Regions from separate parts of the Mus musculus genome. Here region 1 is linked to region 2. Evidence: chromatin loops called from intact Hi-C (ENCODE). Cell type or tissue: heart. All regions are shown on one strand. Links, peaks and the distances in the headings refer to the core of each region. The heading gives the core; the rest is flanking DNA. Region 1 holds the start of Cdc37l1 (cell division cycle 37-like 1). Region 2 holds the start of Rcl1 (RNA terminal phosphate cyclase-like 1).

Region 1 (2,905 bases), core at 248-2,747, 110 kb after region 2:
TCAACCACAGTGCACTGAAATTGAGGCAGTTTCCCCTTGCCTGTCCAAATTGACACCAGCAACTTTTCGTTTTCTCCCTCTGCAATACTAAGTATACACAGATGATACTAGTGATCCGTAACTAGGTGACTACTGACCCATCAATTCTCATTTTGCCTTACTTTCCCTATGACTAGTTGGCTGACCATAGTCTGTGGTTATGAAACAGCATACTGTGGGTGAGCCCAATCAACTCAGCTGACTGACTTGCGGGCAGACAATTTAAACCAGTCATCTTTAAGAAAAGCTATTATAATATTGGACCACATTTTTGCAAAAACGCCTGGAAATCAGACACCTACAATCAATTTCATTGAAAAGATTAGTGTTCAGTCTATGCTTTTGAAATCTGGTTCAAAACACACCCAGGTGAAAAGTCGGGAGAAGGTGATGTTCGCAGCATAGCACAGCACCCCTATAAAAGCCATAACTGGCATATAACACTTGACAGTTTCCGAGGCAAGAAAGCTGGGTTGAAAAACACATGTAGTATCAGAAACTTCGGGAAGAAGCCTGAAAGCCAATTCGGTGGCTGTATGTTTTCACCGGAGGCTGACGCGGAATCAAACTATGAATACAGTAAAGGACCAATGATAGAAACGGAGGTGTGTGCCAGCGTCAAAGGCAAGGCTTACAGAATTTGCTGAGATGTCAGCGCGGCAAAGAGCACGTGAGATGTTTATGTCAGGACTCGGTGTACTATTTTAGAAGTACAATCACTCTCTGTTCCTATCAACTGTGCACAAAGTAGCTGGAGCTCGTAATAAAGGCTCGGATGAAAGCACGCACCAGAGGACAAAGGGTCAATGTTATACACTTGAGCGGCCCCCAAAGCTCCACGCAGACAGCAGCAGAGAGGGGGAGGAGGAACCTCTCGCAAAGGTGAGGGGCAACCAGCCCCGGTGCAGGGACAAGTGTGCGTGGACGTGGAGGTCGGGAATGCGCGCGTGATCGCCTCCTTTTCTCGCGGAAGATGCTGCCAGAGCTGTGGCTTGGCATCAGGCTCCCCCGCGATGCCCGCAGACATTTCCCATCCCCCGCCCCCGGCAGAACGCAGGCCGCTCTCACCTGGGCGCCGCCGTCCGGTACCGGAGAGTAGTGGGACGAAGAGGGGGACACGTCTAAGTCACTCTCCTCCTCGGTTTCCCCGCCAGTCCTCGGGAAGCTCCAGGGGCCCGGTGGCGGCCACGGCTGCTCCATGTCCCACTGGTCCGGGCCCGGCAACCGCCAGCGCCAACGGCCCTGGCGTGAGTGGAACCTGCTGGGCGGAGCCAGCCGCCCGGCCGGCCACGGTCGTTACCCAGAATCCCTCTGCCCCTGGCGAAGCCGATGCACCCCCGGAGCAGGCCTGGACTGTGCCGCCGGCGGACTGCGGAAGAAGAAGTAGCCGGCCGGGACGTCATTTCCGGGGGCGTGACCGGGCGTGGCCACGTCTGGACGAAGAAGCAAAGTCTGGAGTTTAAGTCCGGGAAAGCTAACTAGGGTTTCTGCAGGTTCGGATCCGGGCGTTCAAAGGGTGTTCTGACTTGTCCCTCTTCTATTTCAAAAGCTCCTTCGTGTAGAGCAATCTAAGTCGGAGTCGAGGGGGACCGATTTAGAAAGCACAGCCAACTTTCCTTTAACTTCAAATTACCCGCGACAAGACTGTTCTCCAAACCCTGCTACAGCGGAGGAGGACACTAAAAATAAAATACTGGGGCAAGCACATTTGTAAAGAATTGAGACAAGTAGTAGACGTATCAGAGGGCTTTCCGTTCCTCGTGTCTTTTTAGAATCGTGAAGATCCGAGTACTCACTGTCCCTTTTCTTTTTGAGACAAAATGACCCACCATAGCCCGAGAACACATTTTAAGCGAAAAACTCAAAGATTGGGAATGTACCCTGGCAGTAGAGTGCTCATTTAACTAACACAGGCAAGGCCCTGATTTTAGTTTCTAGGACCAGGGAGAGGGAAACAGACACCTAGGAACTAGGAAAGTCTAACTTCACAACCCGCACGTTTAACAATTTAGCTTGTTGTCTATTCGCAATCAGATAAGACGACAGACTATCAGTCTTTCAAGCTTTGATTGATTGGCAAACTGTAGGTAGGGGTGTGTGGGGGCGTGAGGTTCACAAGGGTAGGCCAGAGGACCACATCAGTTCTCCTGCTCTGTTATTTTTCACAGCATTCCCTTGAGACAAGGTTTCTTCTCGCTGAGCTCAGAGAACTGACACCAAGCCTTCTGTCTCAGCCCATTTAGAGCTAGGATTAGAGGTGCAGGTTTGTTGGGTATTTGAACTACCGTCCTCATGCTTGCTCAGCTACCATTTTTACCTACTGAGTCATCTGCCTTAGCCCTGACTGGCAAACGCTAAAGGCTCGTTAATCCTAATGGTCGAGCGATAGATGAGAAAAATGCTGTTAAGCATGCTGTGTAACATTTAAGGAAGAGGGATGACATGAAAAGCCTATGTGCTTCAGTTCAGCTCTTTCATGATCAGGAAAATACCCAACAGTATTTTTACAGCGGAATCTAATACAAAGACAGTTTTGGGGTGGTAAAAGAAAGCTAAAAATAAGTAAGTAGAAGCAATGGAAGAGTAGATCTCAGCGTGCTGATGTGGAAATATCTCTGAAATGAACAAGTCTGTAATCCTGGGAAAGGCTGAGACATGAGGATTCTCAAGTTCACCACCAACCTGGGCTACACAGAAGGGGCACTCACTGGGTTAAAGAAACCAAATTACAGAATTAGATTATGTAAAGTGAGAAGTTATGGTTTATTTGTTTTGTTTTGCTTTGTTTTTGTTTGTTTGTTTTAAGGAGCAGGGCAGAGAAAGAGCAAGCTAGAAAATTAGAGCATATTGCCAGAGTTAGAGGCCC
Region 2 (2,905 bases), core at 233-2,732:
AAAAAAAAAAACCTCGCAAAAATAAACATACCAGCCTGACCCAGGAGGTCTCCTGAACGAACTACAACCCCCCCCCCCCTTTCAGGCTACTGATAGTTTTTTTTTTTTTTCTCTTTTTGGTTTTAATTGGTTCAATTGTCTTTATCAGAAGGGATCTTGGAGACACTTTTGAACACGCACCTAAATTCTAGGGGAACAGCTGCAAACCAAAGCCATTTAACAAGACGCGGGTTCAAATGATGGGTTCAACCTATCTATCTACCTTTGTGAGACAGATAAATCAATAAGACCTTTGAAGCCTGCAGTTTAATGTTTGGCCTTCCTTTTCCTTAAGCCAAGACAACTACGTCTACGACGTAAAAACTATCTTGGTTGAGCGCTCAGGAGCAGACCTGTAATCCCAGCACTCGGGAGGTGGGGAGGTAGAAGGAACAGGACTTGAAGGGCATCCTCAGTTACATACATAGTTTGAAGGCAACCTGAGCAACATGAGACTCCGGTTCAAGAAAAACAAAACAAAACCCTATTACAAAGCTTCGCTACTGCGCACATCGGTGACTAATAGAAACAAGCGCATCGTTTAAAAATAAAATTTTATAATACACTTCCGAAGAGATAGGGCGGGGGTGTGGTGGGGGGGGGAGGAGATAAATAATGGCGACAAAAACTGGTGTCCAAGCGGGGCAGCGGTTTCAGAGACCTGCTTTGGATGAGATTGGGAAACCAATCTGTGGTACTTTTCTCTCTAATGTCTCACTCAATCACTAGATGTTGGTCCAATAAACTGTTTGTTTTTCTCCAGGGAGGTTTATGGCGAAAGCAAGAGACTCAAGAGAGGGAAGCGAGTGGGCGATGCCTACGATTCGTAGCAACAAGCTAGCCAGGAAAACGTGCAGCTGTTTACTACCCGTGCCCAGGAGCCACAGGGCATCCTTCCACGCGTGGCGCAGCTCGCGGACAGATCTGTCGCCCGACCACCATCCCTCCCACGCGCCCAGTGGCCACTCCGGGCTACGACCCCGGGTCCTCCCTCCTCGCGCCCCCTCCCAAGTCACCTCGGAGGCCCGGGTTGTCGTCCCTGGCGCGAATCCTGCGGATCTTGACCGGTCGCCCGCTCAGGGTGGACAGGACCAGCCGCTGGCGCAAGAAGTTACACCCCGCGTAGCTGAGTGAGTGCGCCTGGGTCGCCATGTGCGCGCCGTCCGCAGAGGCCCGGGACCCGGGACCCGGGAGCGCGACCAGGACCAAGGCAGCCCCCGACGCGTCCACGTGGTTTAGAACAGGAAGACAGAGCGACTAGACACCGGGTCAGAGGGGAGCGGGGCGGAGCCAGCGGCCGCCCGCCCGCCTCCTCCCCTGGCTGGGGCGGCCCGGCCTCCGAGGCACACTACCATTGGCCCACGAGGGATCTGGGTGTTGCCCTCTCTGCGTCGCCATTGGTCTGCGCTGTAGCTGGGCGGTGCTCATGCCGCGTTGCCATTGGCCGGTAGTGAAAGAGGGCGGTGCCCGGGCCCCAGCAACAGCGCGCGGCTGGAGGGACCCAGTTAGTGCTGCGGGGAAACCCCGGCGCCCAGACGCCTTGGGGGTCTGTCTGTCTGTCTGTGCCGGACTTTCACGGCCTATGCGATAAAGGAGGCAATGGCTCCGCCTGGGTGCCCACAGCTGGTGGTACTTAGCAACGTACCTACGGCAGCCCCGGGCAAGGATGCTAGCTAGCCTCTCCCGCGTTTTCCTGCCACCGAAGAGAACAGGATTGACACGCTTACCCTGTTGTAGGCGCCTTGTCTGGGTCTGAGCCGAAATCCTCTGAGGTGCAGCCTGCAATCTTTCACTCCCGGGAAATTGCCAAGCTGTCAGAGGCTGCCTGAACTAGGACCCCGAGCCTTTAGACAAGAGACCGCTGCTTATTTTGTAATGAGGGGCCTCTCTTTGTCCCTTTCTCAGCTGCCCCTTCGTTCATATTCTTTGAGTTTGGTGTCAAGACATATCTGTAACCTCGCATGACTCAAAATGGACAGTTGCAATAACTTCAAGACATACATGCTCATGCATGCACGGGGGATGGGTGGGTGGAGATCTTGCTTTTCCATCTGTCCTGTCATCCAAGCTTGCACTACAAAACCTTTCTAAATATTGTACTGTTTCACGCCTCCATTAAAAAAACAATCAAATGACTACCAACTTAGGAACGCAGTGGTCTTAGTGTTAGGTTTACAGCCAGCCATTCACGGGCTGTAACCCCAGACCTTAAGTCCCAGAAAGCACAGTGAAGGATGGAGTAGAAGCTGGAGAAAGAAAAAAAAGGGGGCCATCCTAAGCGAGTGAGAGTCCCAAGGAAACCCCGAGGAGCATCAGTGGCCATCAGAGAAGAGTCTACGGATCAGCCCTGAAATCCACTGAGGCAGCTAACCCACTTACCACAACGCCATTCTGTTAAGACTGCCTTTACACAGCTAAGCGGCATCTGACAGGCAGCGTTCTTTGGAAAAGCTCCAGGACCCATAGGCTCTCCTCTAAACGTTGTTGTGAAGAATACTAAAGCACCAGGGGTACTTTCACATCAGGAATGGATTTTTCATTTTCTTTTTTAATGCTATCTCGTTTAATTACTCAATAGTCTTTAGAAAAAAGATATTATTCAATAAAGAATGCTCACATCCGTTCAGAGCTCACTGCTTTCAATGGAGACCTTCTGAGTTTTATTCCATCAGCGTCTCACCTCTGCTTCTAGATTTTCAAACCCACCTGGAATTGCAGGCCAATAGTACTGAGGTATCAATTCTCCTAGTCTTCAGGCAATGACTGTCCTGGGCTGACATGGAAATACCCAGGCTCTCTTTGCACATCCAGGAGGTAACTCTGGGGTGTCCTTTCAGCTCCAGTTTCTGGCTGTGGCATCCTCTTG

Evidence for each region. Hi-C counts contacts between places; a loop is a spot of excess contacts. Peaks named below come from ENCODE experiments on the same cell type or tissue, not always from the same donor. Only the 100,000 strongest peaks of a DNase experiment are listed, where the experiment ranks them.
Region 1: a loop joins it to region 2, with 2.3 times the contacts of the local background. A loop is called at or near these places in 3 of 42 quality-filtered maps.

The regions. Positions count from the first base shown.
Region 1 is chr19:28,988,872-28,991,776 of GRCm38, reverse strand. Cdc37l1 (cell division cycle 37-like 1) reads right to left here and starts at 1,410. Exons shown (of 7, transcript NM_025950.4): 1 at 1,108-1,410. The coding sequence starts at 1,239. In heart, for the core only: CTCF peaks have their summits at 1,122 and 1,326; a DNase peak (open chromatin) is centred at 1,336; H3K4me3 peaks cover 1,913 bases; H3K27ac peaks cover 2,011 bases.
Region 2 is chr19:29,099,791-29,102,695 of GRCm38, reverse strand. It overlaps Rcl1 (RNA terminal phosphate cyclase-like 1), which reads right to left and starts at 1,321. Exons shown (of 9, transcript NM_021525.2): 1 at 1,056-1,321. The coding sequence starts at 1,191. In heart, for the core only: no CTCF peak of the experiment used is centred there; a DNase peak (open chromatin) is centred at 1,445; H3K4me3 peaks cover 2,324 bases; H3K27ac peaks cover 2,236 bases.